Regions from separate parts of the Homo sapiens genome. Here region 1 is linked to region 2. The links are chromatin loops, found by intact Hi-C in ENCODE. Cell type or tissue: endothelial cell of umbilical vein. All regions are shown on one strand.

Region 1 (8,000 bases), 300 kb after region 2:
CAAAACGATGCCATTTTATATAAGGAACTTGAGCATCTGCAGATTTTGGTATCCAAGTGGGTCCTGGAACCAGCCCCCACAGATGCCAAGGGACAATTGTAGGTGACTTGTCCTTCTCGGGTATCACATCCAGAGGGGGGCAGTGTCCCTCGTCCCCTCATTGGTGGTAGTAGTTTTGATTGCCCATTTGAGAGTGGCATCCAGTTTCTCCTCTTGCGAGGCTTTTAAAACTTATTTATTCCGTTTTTAAGAATGTTCCCCGGATACTTTAGGCAAATTAAGATGCAAAAAGTAAAACAGCACTTTGGGAGGCTAAGGCAGGTGGATCACCTGAGGTCAGGAGTTCGAGACCAGCCTGGCCAACATGGTGGAACCCCATCTCTACTAAAAAGACAAAAATTAGCCAGGCGTGGTGGCGGGCCCCTGTAATCCCAGCTACTCGGGGGGCTAAGGCAGGAGAATTACTTGAACCCAGGAGGCAGAGGTTGCAGTGGCCCGAGGTTGTGCCACTGCACTCCAGCCTGGGCAACAGAGTGAGACTCAGTCTCAAAAAAAGAAAAAAGAAGTAAAACAATCTTACCTTTTCACTGCAATTGGATTTCCATGATGTGCCTTCTTGTTCCTGTTGGTATTGGAGGAACAGTGCCTCCTGTGATTCAGGAGGTCCCTCAGGAGGCTCCCCATCCTGAGGCATGGTTAGGGCCCATAGTGTGGAGTGGCACAAAGTGATGTCTGCTGTTGGATTCTTTCAGAACACGTATGACCGCTGCCCCATGGAGCTGGTCCGCTGCATCCGCCATATATTGTACAATGAACAGAGGTTGGTCCGAGAAGCCAACAATGTGAGTGTCCCATAGGGATGGGGAGGGCAGTCGGGAAGTCTTTTCTTACCCACCTCCCTCTGGACCCACCTTTGTCAAGGTGACTCAGGGTGCACTATTGGTGTCTCTTTAAAGAGAGCTTCATCCTAAGGGGCACAAAAGAAATAGGAGACTTGACTGAGTGCAGCCCAGCACTTTGGGAGGCTGAGGCAGGCAGATTGCCTGAGCCCAGGAGTTCGAGAGCACCCTGGGCAACATGATGAAACCCCGTCTCTACCAAAAATACAAAAAAATTAGCTGGGCATGGTGGCATATGCCTGTAGTCCTGGCTGTTCGAAAACCTGAAGTGGGAAGATCCCTTGAGCCCAGGAGGTAGAGGCTGCAGTGAGCCATGATCGCACCCCTGCACTCATGGGTGATGGAGTGAGACCCTGTCTCAAAAAAAAAAAAATGAAATAGAAGATGTGGTCTCTGATCTTAACTGATTTATAACCTTGATGAGATTGCAACCACAAGACAATGTGAACAAGTGCAAAGTAATTCAACCTCAGCTGAATAATTTTTTAGTAAAGGCATGCTCATATTCAGGTGAGAATACTTAGGAAAGACTTTTCCCTAGCCCCTGAATCAGGTGTGGAAGGAGTGGTCTGATCAGGTCACTTACAGGGCTGGGTCCACAGAGACCTTGTTTATGCCTCCCCCATCACTTCACCCTGGGGTCTCCAGGATGCCTGCAAGAGGTTTGGCCTCTTCCATGGTGGAAGCAAATGATTCCATCACGAGAATATCTTGAGTGAGGACACAGATGATGTGTGTTCACATGGCCCTGCTCCCCATGGCCTCCCTAATGCTTAATGCCGTCCTTGCATTGGGTCAGTGAGTGGAAGAGGAATCACTCCACCTCCTCATTAGTAGGAAAACCCAGGTGACACTGGACCAGGTTACGTTCTAGTTTCTCCAAAGGTAATTCAATGGACCTCGTTTGGAATACTCTGGTGGAGGTCAGATCTGAAATGGAAGCTTCTCCCATGCTTTGTGATCTGAGCCATGATCTGTCCGCTCACCTGTTTCTCACTTTTCCCACTCCACCCTGTGTCTCATGATGACGTTTGCTTTTCCTCCCGACTCAAAATTTACCTTTTGGGGTCTTACCCTGGTTGTAGGAGCTGGCTTTTCCTGGGGATTAAGGCCTCAGTCTTCCTCCCATTCGCACTGCCTTGCACTGCCCCCCATATGTTCCCAGGGTAGCTCTCCAGCTGGAAGCCTTGCTGATGCCATGTCCCAGAAACACCTCCAGATCAACCAGACGTTTGAGGAGCTGCGACTGGTCACGCAGGACACAGAGAATGAGTTAAAAAAGCTGCAGCAGACTCAGGAGTACTTCATCATCCAGTACCAGGAGAGCCTGAGGATCCAAGGTGAGGCGCGGTGGAGGCACATTGTGCAACTTGAGGATTGGGCCTGGGGACTGGAAAGCAGCTCTGGTGGGGTTGGGAGAAAGCACACTTTCCATTCGGAGGCAGCGACCTTTCTCTGAGTAGCAGGGACTTATTTGCATTGAAGACAGTGCTGAGAGGATGAGATTTAGGAAGGGGAGATGACAGGACCCCCCGCTTAAGTGCATATCTCACTCAGGTCCCCACATCCAGGGAGCTTCTGAGCTGCCAGGGAAGACATTTCTTCTTTTGAGAAGGAGCTCACAGTCTAAATAAATACTAGCAAACAATACTTTTGTATATAGTAGGCATATTATAAGTGGAGCTTTATTGAAATGATAAATAGGAAATTATATAATTACATGTTTAAAAATTTTTCTGGCTGGGCACGGTGGCTCACACCTGTAATCCCAGCACTTTGGGAGGCTGAGGCAGGCGGATCACCTGAGGTCAGGAGTTCGAGACCAGCCTGGCCAACATGGTGAAACCCCGTCTCTACTAAAAATACAAAATTAGCTGGGCATCCCAGTGGCGCATGCATGTAATCCCAGCTACTTGGGAGGCTGAGGCAAGAGAATCTCTTGAACCCGGGAGGCGGAGGTTGCAGGGAGCCGAGATCTCACCATTGCACTCCAGCCTGGACAAAAAGAGCAAAATTCTGTCTCAAAAAAAAAAAAAAAAAATTCTAAGCTGGGAGTGGTTTTGCACACCTGTAATCCTGGTGCTTTGGGAGGCCAGGGCAGGAGGATCACTTGAGGCCAGTAGTTTCAGACTAGCTTAGGCAACATAGTAAGACCCTATCTCTAAGGGGGAAAAGAAACCTTTCTAAGCAGGTACGTGTAAGTACTAAGGACCTGTATATGATTTCTAATGTTCTATGCAGTTATTCACAGAGGTCTTCCTGAAACAGAGTACACTTAACGCCCCTTAGGTAGCCCTTATGGACAGAGCTTCCCTAGCCTGGTATAAATCCTGCTTAGTAGTTGGGGCACAGAGAGCTTCAGTCTGTGGTGAGGCTGTGGAGCCCCACCAGCGCCCCCTTTTGACCCTGTAGCAGTTTGGCAGTTTGAGCTTTAATAGTTTCCTCTCTGCTTCCATGCCCAGCTCAGTCTCAGAGAAGCCTTGGCTCAACCACCCAGCCCCTCCAAACACACACACACACAGCACACACAGACAACACAGCACACACACACACCACACACATCACACACACAGCACACACACACACAGCACACACACCCCCCACAGCACACAGAGACACACAGTGCACACACACAGCACACACACACCACACACAGCACACACACAGACACACAGCACACACACACCACACCACACACACCACACCACACACAGCACACACACACCACACCACACACAGCACACACACACCACACATAGCACACACACACACCACACATACACACCACACACACATAGACACACAGCACACACACACACACACAGCACATGCTCCTCTAATTCCATGTATGTAGGTTCCATTTTATGTCTATAGTGATACTACTTATTTACTCTTTATCTTCTCCACTGGAATATAAATCTTTGAGAAGGGACTATATCTTTTATCTCTGTACCCTGAGGCCAGCACAATGCCTGAAACATAACAGTTATTGAGTAAAGGTTGACAGGATGATTCTAGCCTGTCTTCCTTTTTTATCTGAATCCATCCTAGACTGGCCCTAGAAGAAGGGCAGCTCCTTCAGAGAATGGAAACGGAAGATTTGGGATGGCTATTCCTACCCAAGTCCTTAGACTGTCAACAGTATTTCTGATCCCGTGCCTGGCTTTTCTGTTTCCTGTGCATGGTGGCGGATTAGGTTTGGATTCAGGTTGGGTTTGGATCTATCACGCAGTGTCTTCTCAGTCCCATTTGTCAAGTTCACTCAGCAGAAACACAGACTATTGATCTGCTTTTGCCAGGGAAGGCTCAGCTGCCTCCAGTGGAGTAGGGAAATTGCTTCCCGTCTCCCTGGCCTCCTTCCCAAAAGCTTCTGCAAATTTCCAGGAGAGCCCTAAGTGGGTCCCTTGCATAGGAAGGCTGGGCCCAGGTGTTGGGATCACCACCACCCTCCCTGTGGCTGGGCAGGATTCCTGAGGTAGCCGTGCAGATACCTTGGATCTGTCCGTCCCTGGATGATCCTCTTCCTGCTCGATACCTGCAGTGAGATTGGAGCCATATTTCTGAGTTCTAGCTCTGGGCTGTTCCTGGCTACATAGAGTTGCTTTTGTCTGTCCCAGCTTGTGCATCCCATGGGTCAGGGCTGGGGTCAGAGTGACGTGGCCCTCAGGGGCCAGCCAGGAGCTCGACCAAGACATGCTGGTGCGCGCATCTTCTGACTCAGCTCAAGCAAGGACTCTGGGCTGTTGAGAAGGTGATGGGAAGGGATTAATAGTCCCAGTGTGGTGGAGACGGGCTGTCGCTGGGAGGGTGGGGTGGGCCTGCGGTGGTGGTTGTAACTGTGGACATGTTTACTTTCTTAGCCTGGGTTATTGATACACAGGTGCTCCTGTGTTCCACGTTCCCTGTGTCTTACCTATTTCATAATAATTTTTAAAAGGTAATGAGGCCTAACTTACTCCCTGTCCCGCCATCAATGAGACTCCTCACAGATGGTGTGGAGGGAAGCCGCCTCCCTTCGGCCTCCCTTTCCTGAGAGAATCTTGGTGGCTCTGCATCCCCAGTGGCCCTGGACATGCTCTCCCTCTGCGGTCTGTCTGTCTGTCCGTGTTCCCTGGTTGGTTGGCTGGGTTCACAGTGAGCTCACCTGGACAAACATGCTGGGCCCCTTCCAGCCTCTCAAGAATCTCATCCTCCCCTGAGGAGGGATTGCTGTGCTCAGGGACTAGACAGAGCCGCCGGGGCTGGGTTTCCCTGAAGAGGCCTTGCTGCGGGAGGGATGGGGCCGAGCAGCTGCTTGTCTCTGTCACCTCTTCTCTCTGTCCTGTTCCCCGTTAACCAAGAAGCACGAACCTCACACAGAGCTCACCCATGTCAGGCAGCTTTCTGGCATCTTCCATGTCCTCATGTATTTAATCTTAATGCACCCCACTGAGGCAGGTGCCGAGAATCTCCCGTTTTACACGTGGGGAAGCCAAGGCACAGGAAAGGAAAGCGATTTGCCCAGGTTCACCTGCAGTCAAGGGCATGGGCACACTTACACCCCAGACAGCCTGGACCCATGCTGGGCCGCGAGAAGAGGGCTGGCAGCCCTGTGAGGCAGGCGGGCAGGAGGCAGGCAGGCCTCCTCCCCAGCTGCCCCAGCACCCGTGTGCCCCCAGAGGGGACGGCTCAGAGTCAGGAGGCTGGCGAGCAGGGCCCAGAGGCGCCTCCTGGGGCACCCATTCATCTTGGCCCCCCTGGCTGTCAGGAACCCCGACTTGCCCTTAATGCAGTATCTGAGCCCAGGAGGGTCTCGCTCCAGAACGGGTGAGTGGGCTTCTCTGGGCCTCCTGTTGGACACTGGGAGGTGATGGTCATGGTTTCCTCTCCCCTCCTCTAGCTCAGTTTGGCCCGCTGGCCCAGCTGAGCCCCCAGGAGCGTCTGAGCCGGGAGACGGCCCTCCAGCAGAAGCAGGTGTCTCTGGAGGCCTGGTTGCAGCGTGAGGCACAGACACTGCAGCAGTACCGCGTGGTGAGTGGGGTCCTGGGCCTCTCCTGGGCGTGGGTGCCATGAAGTCAGTCTCTGGGGACCCGAGGGAGGGCTGGGACCAGCATGAGAGCAGAACCTGGGAGGGCAGGAGGCCTTTTTTCCTGGGGGCCTTGCGAGGCAGAGCAGCTTGGGGAGAGGGAACGGCCTGGGCCCTGCCCTGCCATTTCCCAGCGAGGCCCTGCGGTGTTCTCTGGGAGCCCAGAAGGGGCTGCTCTCCTCCCTTCCCTCAGGAGCTGGCCGAGAAGCACCAGAAGACCCTGCAGCTGCTGCGGAAGCAGCAGACCATCATCCTGGATGACGAGCTGATCCAGTGGAAGCGGCGGCAGCAGCTGGCCGGGAACGGCGGGCCCCCCGAGGGCAGCCTGGACGTGCTACAGTCCTGGTAATGGTGTGGGGCGGCCAGCGGGCAGGGCAGGAGGGGCTGGTGGGGATCCCGGCTGCTTCTGCGTCCTGTGCTGGCTCCTGCAGCAGGCCCCCTCCATCCTGGGACAGCTCTTGTTTCTCCAGGGAGCCTGGTTCCTCAATCAGACTTTGGCCCCCATCCTGTGCACCTCCCCCAGGAAGGGGGCTGCTGTCCTGGAGATGGGACAGGGTTCGGGTGTGTGGGGTGATGCTTGGGCTGTTTGGGCCTAGTCAGGGTCGCCCCTCCTGTGTACGTCTCTAATTCTGGGAGGCAGGGAGCTCTGCTCTTCCCATGGGTGGGAAGTGTGGCGAAAGCACAGAGCCTTCCTGGGGGAACGGGAGCTGTGTCTTGGGGCCTGGCGTCTGTGCGGAGGAGCCATTGTCCTCCTGTTGGCCTTGGGGCTCTCGTGCAGGTGTGAGAAGTTGGCCGAGATCATCTGGCAGAACCGGCAGCAGATCCGCAGGGCTGAGCACCTCTGCCAGCAGCTGCCCATCCCCGGCCCAGTGGAGGAGATGCTGGCCGAGGTCAACGCCACCATCACGGACATTATCTCAGCCCTGGTGACCAGGTGACTGCTGCCTGTTTGCCATGCCCAGGAGCTTGGGGCAGCTCCTGCCTGCGTGGGGGGAGCCGCAGGTGCCTTCCAGACCAGCAGATCCACTTCCTGCCTCTCATCCCTCCCAACTCCATCTCCAGTTGCTGTGGCCCTTGCCCAGTTTCTCCTGTGGACACTGCAAGAGATGCCCTTGGGCTGCAGCCCATGCCAGCTTCTGTGTTATCTCACTCCCCTCTCCATCCTCTCCCTGGACTCTCACGGCTTCCCCAGGAACAGAGGCTGTGCCCGAGCTCTTCACCTCCTGAGCCCCTCGGGAGGCAGCCCCACCCCCACCACAGAGGGACTGAGAGCCCTTTCCCCTGCACCAGCCCCTCATCATGCATCTGTCCCTGTGTCCCCTGCAGCACGTTCATCATTGAGAAGCAGCCTCCTCAGGTCCTGAAGACCCAGACCAAGTTTGCAGCCACTGTGCGCCTGCTGGTGGGCGGGAAGCTGAACGTGCACATGAACCCCCCCCAGGTGAAGGCCACCATCATCAGTGAGCAGCAGGCCAAGTCTCTGCTCAAGAACGAGAACACCCGCAAGTAATTGTGCAGCTTCCTCTCATTCCCTGCTACTTGTCTCATGTCCTGGCAACAGGAAAAAAAGAATTCTGCCTCCTGTGTCAGATCCCTGTTTGCCCTTCTGGCCTCTTCTGGGCATCAGCAAAGGAATATAAGGAAGTTCTTGGGCCTGGTGTGGTGGCTCACACCTGTAATCCAAGCACTTTAAGAGGCCGAGGTGGGCAGATCACCTGAGGTCAGGAGTTCAAGACCAGCCTGGCCAACATGGTGAAACCCTGTCTCTACTAAAAATACAAAAAATTAGCCGGGCGTGGTGGCAGGCACCTGTAATCCCAGCCACTAGAGAGCCTGAGGCAGGAGAATCCCTTGAACCTGGGAGGCAGAGATTGCAGTGAGCTGAGATTGCAGTGAGCTGAGATCACGCCACTGCACTCCAGCCTGGGCAACAAGAGCAAAACTCCGTCACAAAAAAAAAAAAAAAAGTTCTCTTAGGAACTGTTTTCTGTGAAGATAGTTTGATCTTGTTTCATTTTGTAGAGATACGTCCGAGA
Region 2 (8,000 bases):
CAGAAATTTTACGTTGTGAGGGCAGAGCCCTCAGGAATGGGGTTGGTGCCTTTGTAAGGGAGGCCAGAGAGAAAGCCCTACCCCTTTCTACCATGTGAAACCACAGTGAGAAGGCATAGCTCATAAAGCAGGAAGTGAGCCCCCACCAGACACTGAATCTATAAGCACCTTGATCTTGGACTTCCTAGCCTCCAGAAGTGTGAGAAATAAGTGTTTGTTGAATTTTTTTTTTTTTTTAAAAAGAATGTATAGACATTTTAGTTACTTATAAAAGTTGAAAGAGGCTTGGAATCAGATGCCGACTTTAAATACTAGGGAAGTTTTTTTTGTTTGTTTTTTCTTTTGAGACAGAGTCTCCCTCTGTCGCCCAAGCTGGAGTGCAGTGGCCTGATCTCAGCTCACTGCAACCTCTGCCTGCTGGTTCAACCAATTCTCCTGTCTTAGTCTCCTGAGTAGCTGGGATTACAGGCATGCACCATCATGCCCGGCTAATTTTTGCAGGGAGGGTGTTTCATCATGTTGGCCAGGCTGGTCTCTAACTGTTGACCTCAAGTGATCCACCTGCCTTGGCTCCCAAAGTGCTCACAAAGTGTGTGTGATTCACCATGCCTGGCCTTTATTACTTCTAAATTCCCCAGGCAAGGAGTTTCGCCTCCAGATGGCCTGTTTGATGGTCAACAGGTGGTCTTTGCTCCTTGGATTGCTCCTTTTTTTTTTTTTTTTTGAGACGGAGTCTTGCTCTATCACCCAGGCTGGAGTGCAGTGGTTCGATCTCTGCTCACTGCAAGCTCCGCCTCCCGGGTTCATGCCATTCTCCTGCCTCAGCCTCCCGAGTAGCTGGGACTACAGGTGCCCCGCCACCACGCCCAGCTAATTTTTTGTATTTTTAGTAGAGACGAGGTTTCACCATGTTAGCCAGGATGGTCTCGATCTCCTAACCTCGTGATCCACCCGCCTCGGCCTCCCAAAGTGCTGGGATTACAGGTGTGAGCCACTGCGCCTGGCGGATTGCTCCTTATCTAAATTGCTCAGATAAGAACTTTTTGTCTTGGGGGGGGTGATTTTTGCTCTCCTCACCTTTCTTTGGGTCTAGATTGGGACCCCTTTCCAGTAACAATTTTACAGATTGGGAAACAGAGCCAGAGACAGGAAGTGAGTTGGGCAAGATCAATAACTAGTAAGGAAAGCAGCTCTGGGCTAGAATCGGGAACTCCTGACTCCCAGAGCAGGGTTCTTGCTGCTCTTCCCCAGGAAATGCAACTTGTCAGGCTGCCTATCTGATCGGGGAGGGCTTAAGTAAGGTTGCTCCGGGGCTGGGAGTGGCCCAGTCTCTAGAAGGACTGCACTAGGTGTGCTAGATGTGGTGGCTCACACCTGTAGTCACAGCACTTAGGGAGGCTGAGGCAGGTGGAACACTTGAGTCCAGGAGTTTGAGACCAGCCTGGGTAACATGGAAAAACCCTGTCTCTACAAAAATCATCTGGGCACAGAGGCCTGTGTTTGTGGTCCCAGCTAGCTCCTCAGTAGGCTGAGGTGGGAGGATGGCTTGAGCCCAGGGGTTTGAGGCTGCAGTGAGCCATGATCACACCACTGCACTCCAAGCCAGGCAACTGTTGGGAACAAGCCCCGCAAAATCTGGCCATAAACCGGCCCCAAAACTGGCCATAAACAAAATCTCTGCAGCACTGTGACATGTTCATGATGAACATAACGCCCACGCTGGAAGGCTGTCAGTTTACCAGAATGAGGGCAAGGAACACGTGGCCTGCCCAGGGTGGAAAACTGCTTAAAGGCATTCTTAAGCCATAAACAATAGCATGAACGATCTGTGCCTTAAGGACATGCTCCTGCTGCAGTTAACTAGCCCAACCTATTCCTTTAATTGCCCATCTCTTCGTTTCCCACAAAGGATACTTTTAGTTAATTTAATATCTGTAGAAACAATGCTAATGACTGGCTTGCTGTTAATAAATATGTGGGTAAATCTCTGTTCAGGGATCTCAGCTCTGAAGGCTGTGAGACCCCTGATTTCCCACTTCACACCTCTATATTTCTGTATGTGTGTCTTTAATTCCTCTAGCGCCGCTGGGTTAGGGTCTCTCTGACCCAGCTGGTCTCGGCAGCAACAAAGCAAGACCCTGACTTAAAAAAAAAAAAAAGTCTAGCCCGTTGCGGTGGCCCCTGATCCTAGGAGGTTGAGGCAGGCGGATCACTTGAATCTAGGAGTCCGAGACCAGCCTAGGCAACATGGCAAAACCCCTTCTCTACAAAAAATACAAAGATTAGCCCGGCATGGTGGCATGCACCTGTGGTCTCGGCTACTAGGGAGGTTGAGAGGGGAGGATCGCTTGAGCCTGGGAGGTCGAGGCTGCAGTGAGTCCAGATGGCACCACAGCACTGCAGGCCAGGCCACAGAGTGACAGAGCAAGATAACACATTATCATCTGTTTGTTTGCTTTTTTTTTAAGGCTCTGTAAACAGTGGTTGTGGGAGGGAGGGGGAGAGTCACACTGTGAGTGAAAGCCTTTATTTATTTATTTATTTATTTATTTGATAATAGGGCCTTTAGTACTGTTTGATCGCCTTTTTTTTTTTTTTTTTGAGATGGAGTCTGGCTCTGTCCCCCATGGCTGGAGTGCAGTGGTGCCATCTCCTGTCTCAGCCTCCAGACTAGCTGGGACTACTGTCATGCATTGGCTGGCTAATTTTTGTATTTTTAGTAGAGACGGGGTTTTGCCTGGCTAATTTTTGTATTTTTAGTAGAGACGGGGTTTCGCCAGGCTGGTCTTGAACTCCTGACCTCAGGTGATCCACCCGCCTTGGCCTCCCAAAGTGCTAGTATTGCAGGCATGAGCCACTGCGCCCAGCCTGAGTTGTGACACAACTCATTACTTTTCCAGTAGTGTGTGTGAAGCAAGTTGGCTGGGCTCTCTGCGTGCTCTCCAGCCCATCTCATCTTTTGCTCCTGGCTAGCCTACCCCTCTGCTTATGTGCTCCAGAATACCCCAGGATTGCTTTGTCTCTGCCCGTCTAATCCAGTTGCCTGCCTATCACACAGCCCAGCTCAGATCGCAGCCCACCTTGCCAAAGGATGAATGAGTCCTTCCCTATCTGGCCACCAGAGAGCAGCCTACACCTAGGACATGCCTTGGGTAGGCTGAGACGTTGAAGAGGCAGGCCACTTTGATCTGAAATGCTGAGGCTGCCAGCTGGCTTTGAGGTCCAATGCCCCCTCTACCCAAGGTTCCTGGGGCAGAAAGAAGTATAGTCCCATCCAGTGAAGGTGGTGATAGACTTGTCCCCTATCTCTACAAAGCTTGGGACTCCCCAGGCCAAGCATGCCAAGGCCACCCTCTCCCACACTGGTTCTAGGACCTCAAGATGAGGGGCATTTCCTGGACCAGGGCACAGACTCATCAGACAGATGTCTGGGGTCCTGGGGTTCCACAAGAGGGGGATCAGGGTAAAGGCACATCTCTTAAAAACAGGAGCAGCCGGGCGCGGTGGCTCATGCCTGCAATCCCAGCACTTTGGGAGGCCAAGGCGGGCGGATCACGAGGTCAGGAGATTGAGACCATCCTGGCTAACACGGTGAAACCCCGTCTCTACTAAAAATACAAAAAATTAGCCAGGCATGGTGGCGGGCGCCTGTAGTCCCAGCTACTCAGGAGGCTGAGGCAGGAGAATGGCGTGAACCCGGGAGGCGGAGCTTGCAGTGAGCTGATATTGCGCCACTGCACTCCAGACTGGGTGTCAGAGCGAGACTCTGTCTCAAAAAAACAAAAAACAAAAAACAGACAAACAACAACAAAAAAAAAACAGAAGCAAATGGCCAGGCACAGTGGCTCACGCCTGTAATCCCAGCACTTGGGAGGCCAAGGTGGGTGGATCACTTGAGGTCAGGAGTTACAGACCAGCCTGGCCAACATGGCGAAATCTCATCTCTACTAAAAATACAAGAAATTAGCCAGGCGTGGTGGCAGGCGCCTGTAGTCCCAGCAACTTGGGAGGCTGAGGCAAGAGAATCGCTTGAACCCCGGAAGGCAGAGGTTGCAGTGAGCCAAGGTCGCACCGTTGGACTCCAGCCTGGGCAACAAGAGCAAAACTCCGTCTCAAACAAAACAAAACCAAGCAAAACAAAACAAAAACAAAGAAAAAAACCCCCAGGAACAAGTGGATGCAGCCATCCTGTTCCCCACCCCCTACCACAGGGCTCTGGGACTTCCTGCACACTCCACAGCTCAGTCTTGGTCAGCCCATCTTTAGCTGGAAGGAGCCCAAGGCCACTAGATTCTGAGAACTCAGTCTAGCCAAGGACTCACTGGCCCTGCTTCCTCCCAGTTCATCAGAGAGACATGGGAGGAATTTCTTCCCAAGGAAGTCCTAGGCCACTCCCACTTTATTCAGATTATATGCCATAAAATTTACTAATGTAAGGCTGGGCGCGGTGGCCCACGCCTGTAATCCCAGCACTTTGGAAGGCCAAGGCGGGCAGATCACGTGAGGTCAGGAGTTCGAGACCAGCCTGGCCAACATGGCCAAACCCCGTCTCTACTAAAAATACAAAAATTAGGGTGTGGTGCCCCATGCCAATAATCCCAACTACTCAGGAGGCTGAGGCAGGAGAATCGCTTGAACCCGGGAGGCAGAGGTTGCAGTGAGTGAAGATCGTGCCATTGCACTCCAGCCTGGGCAACAAGAGTGAAACTCCATCTCAGGAAAAAAAAAAATTAGCCAGGTGTGGTGGTGCGTGCCTGTAATCCTGGCTACTCAGGAGGCTGAGGTGGGAGAATCCTTTGAACTTGGGAGGCAGAGGTTGCAGTGAGCCAAGATTGTGCCACTGTACTCCAGCCTGGGCAACAGAGCAAGACTCCATCTCAAAAAAAAATTTACCAATGTAAAGTGTACAATTCAATGGGTTTTAGTATATTCACATAATTGTGCAGCCATCAGCAGCCTAACTTTACATTTTCATCATTCAAAAAGAAACTCCATACTCCTTGGGAGTCACTCCCCATCATAACTCTCTCCCCAGCCCCATCTGGCAGCCAGCTCCTGGTATCCACCAAATCTGTGTCTATGGGTTTGTCTATTCTAGACATTCCAGATACACGGAATCATAAATTGTTGGTCTTCTGTGGCTGGTTTTTGAGGTCCATTCATGTTGTAGCATGCATCAGTACCTCATTCTTGTTAATTGTAGAATAATATTCATCATGCCCATCCCACCTTTTATGGATCCATTTATCAGCTGGTGGACATCGGGCTGTTTCCATTTTGGGGCTATTATGAATAATACTTCCATGAACATTTCTGTGCAAGTTTTTGTGGGTATGATTTCATTTTTCTTGGGGTAGATAAGAAAGTGGAATTGCTGGGTCTTACGTTAATTCTGTTTAATATTTTTTTTTGAGACAGAGTCTCACTCTGTCATCCAGGCTGGAGTGCAGTGGTGCGATCTCAGCTCACTGCAACCTCTGCCGCCCGGGTTCAAGAGATTCTCCCGCCTCAGCCTCCTGAGTAGCTGGGATTACAGGCACCTGCCACTGCGCCTGGCTAATTTTTGTATTTTTAGTAGAGACGGAGTTTCATCATCTTGGCCAGGCTGGCCTTGATCTCCTGACCTCATGATCCACCCACCTCGGCTTCCCAAAGTGCTCGGATTACAGGCATGAGCCACTGTGCCCAGCCAATTCTGTTTAATATGTTGAGGAACTGCCAGACTGCTTTCCAAAGCAGCTGCACCATTTTACATTCCCACCAGCAGTGAATTGGGTTCCAATTTCTCCTTGCCAACACTTGTAATTTTCTCATTTTTTTTGAGATGGAGTCTTGCTCTGTTGCCCAGGCTGGAGTGCAGTGGCGCAATCTCGGCTCACTGCAAGCTCCGCCTCCCAGGTTCACGCCATTCTCCTGCCTCAGCCTCCCGAGTAGCTGGGACTATAGGCACCCGCCACCATGGCCGGCTAATTTTTTGTATTTTTGGTAGAGACGGGGTTTCACCGTGTTAGCCAGGATGGTCTCGATCTCCTGACCTCGTGATCCACCCGCCTCGGCCTCCCAAAGTGCTAGGATTACAGGCATGAGCCACCGCGCCCGGCCCAACACTTGTAATTTTCTTATTGCCTTTTTAGTGGGTGTGATGTGGTATCTCATTGTGGTTTTCATTTGCATTTCTGTAATGACTAATGGTGTTGAGCATCTTTTCATGGGTTTATTGGCCATTCATATTGCTTACTTGGAGAAATGCCTATTCAACCCCTTTGCCCATTTAAAAAAACTGAGTTGTTTTTATTATTGGGTGTAAGAGTTACTTATATATCCTAGATACAAGTCCTTTATCAGATATATGATCTACAAATATTTTCTTCTATGAGGGTTGTCTTTTCAGTTTCTAGATTCTGATCTTTGAAGCACAAACCCTTTTTTTTTCTTTTGAGATGGAGTTTCACTCGTCGCCCAGGCTGGAGTACAGTGGCACGACCTCGGTTCACTGCAACCTCTGCCTCCCGGGTTCAAGCGATTCTCCTGCCTCAGCCTCCCAAGTTGCTGGGATTACAGGCATGCGCCACCACACTCAGCTAATTGTTTGTATTTTTAGTAGAGACGGGGTTTCTCCATGTTGGCCAGGCTGGTCTTGAACTCCTGACCTCAGGTGATCCGCCTGCCTCGGCCTCCCAAAGTGCTGGGATTACAGGTGTGAGCCACCGTGCCCGGCGAAGCACAAAAGCTTTTAATTTTGCTGAAGGCTAACTTATCTATGTGTTTTTTTTTATTTTTTATCACTTGTGCTTTGAGTGTCATATCTAGAAATCACTGGCTAACTCAAGGTTAGGAAGATGTACTCCTATGGTTTCCCCTAAGAGTTTTATCGTTTTCACTTACATTTTAGGTCTGGAATCCACTTTGAGGTAATTTTTGCATATGGTGGGGATAGTGGCCCAAATTTGTTTCTTTGCATGTGGAAACCCCATTGTACCAGTGTCATTTGTTGAAAAAGAGAGATCTTTCCTCATTGAATTATCTTGACCCCTTTATCAAAAATCAAGTGACCATAAATGTTAGGATTTATTCCTGGACTCTCAATTCGAATCCAATGATTCCAAATATCTATTCTTATGAGGCCTTCCCTTCCCACTGAGCAGAAGCTGAGACCTCAATGACCAGAGTTTCCACTCGGGACCTTATCTTTGAGGAGCTGGGTGGGGTGGGCCTCTCAGGGCCGACACCAGGGACAGGTAGCACTGTTAGGGAGGAGGAAGGGCTTTAGGTTAGGCTGGAACATGGAATGAACAGGGGGTTGTGGCCCCTTCACCTGTCTGGGGCCCAGGTCACATTCCTGGGCAGCCCCTGCCCTGGAGGCCCCTGGAGGGAGGAGTGAAGAGGGAGGGTACCGAGAATGCAGTGCCTCACTAGGCAGTGGGGAGGGGGCCTCCTGCCCAGCCTGCCACCCTGGACGGTCTGCCTGCTCTCCACCCTGCCGCCTGCCAATCCCAGCACCTCACATTCCCCAGCTGCCCTGAGGAACCTGTGTGGAGCCTCCACTTACACTAAGGCCGGGGTATCAGGGCTCAACATAGCCAGGCCACTGGGCCCTGGAGGGCACACTTGGAGAAGAGGGAGAGGCGCGTGGGGAGATACCCAGTGCCCCTCTGCCCCCATGCTGTCTGGATGTGCAATGAGTAAACGGGAGACGAAGATGGGCTGCCCAGTCCCCTCTTCCCACAGGTAGTGTCTGCAGAGCTGACTTGGATCCTGTGAGTGGGAAGGCGCCTGGGAAACTTGGGACAAGGTGAGAATTTCCCAAACCAACTGCCCAGCCAGGCCTACTGAAGCTGTGGCCTTTGATAGAAGGAAAAGCAGCAATGCTGGAGGAGGGAGGCGAAGGTCAGGGGTCCACAGGGGCTCAAGATGGCTGAGCCTGGAGCGACGCAGGGGCTGTGGGCACAGTGACAGGCAGCTTCTCCGGGGAAGTCAAACATACTTTATTCAACATAGGA

Evidence for each region. A loop is a pair of places that touch in the nucleus more often than their neighbours do. Peaks named below come from ENCODE experiments on the same cell type or tissue, not always from the same donor. Only the 100,000 strongest peaks of a DNase experiment are listed, where the experiment ranks them.
Region 1: a loop joins it to region 2, with 12 times the contacts of the local background. A loop is called at or near these places in 8 of 110 quality-filtered maps.

Annotation. Positions count from the first base shown.
Region 1 is chr17:42,217,621-42,225,620 of GRCh38, reverse strand. STAT5B (signal transducer and activator of transcription 5B) reads left to right here. Exons shown (of 19, transcript NM_012448.4): 4 at 753-842; 5 at 2,065-2,239; 6 at 5,779-5,909; 7 at 6,158-6,309; 8 at 6,743-6,898; 9 at 7,291-7,470. Among named protein-coding and RNA genes, the nearest start is that of GHDC, 27 kb to the right of the region's middle. In endothelial cell of umbilical vein, a CTCF peak has its summit at 3,302 (motif pointing left); a DNase peak (open chromatin) is centred at 3,270.
Region 2 is chr17:42,522,544-42,530,543 of GRCh38, reverse strand. ATP6V0A1 (ATPase H+ transporting V0 subunit a1) reads right to left here. Exons shown (of 22, transcript NM_001130021.3): 22 at 7,965-8,000. Among named protein-coding and RNA genes, the nearest start is that of NAGLU, 9.7 kb to the left of the region's middle. In endothelial cell of umbilical vein, a CTCF peak has its summit at 3,118 (motif pointing right); DNase peaks (open chromatin) are centred at 3,123 and 4,263; H3K27ac peaks cover 1,500 bases.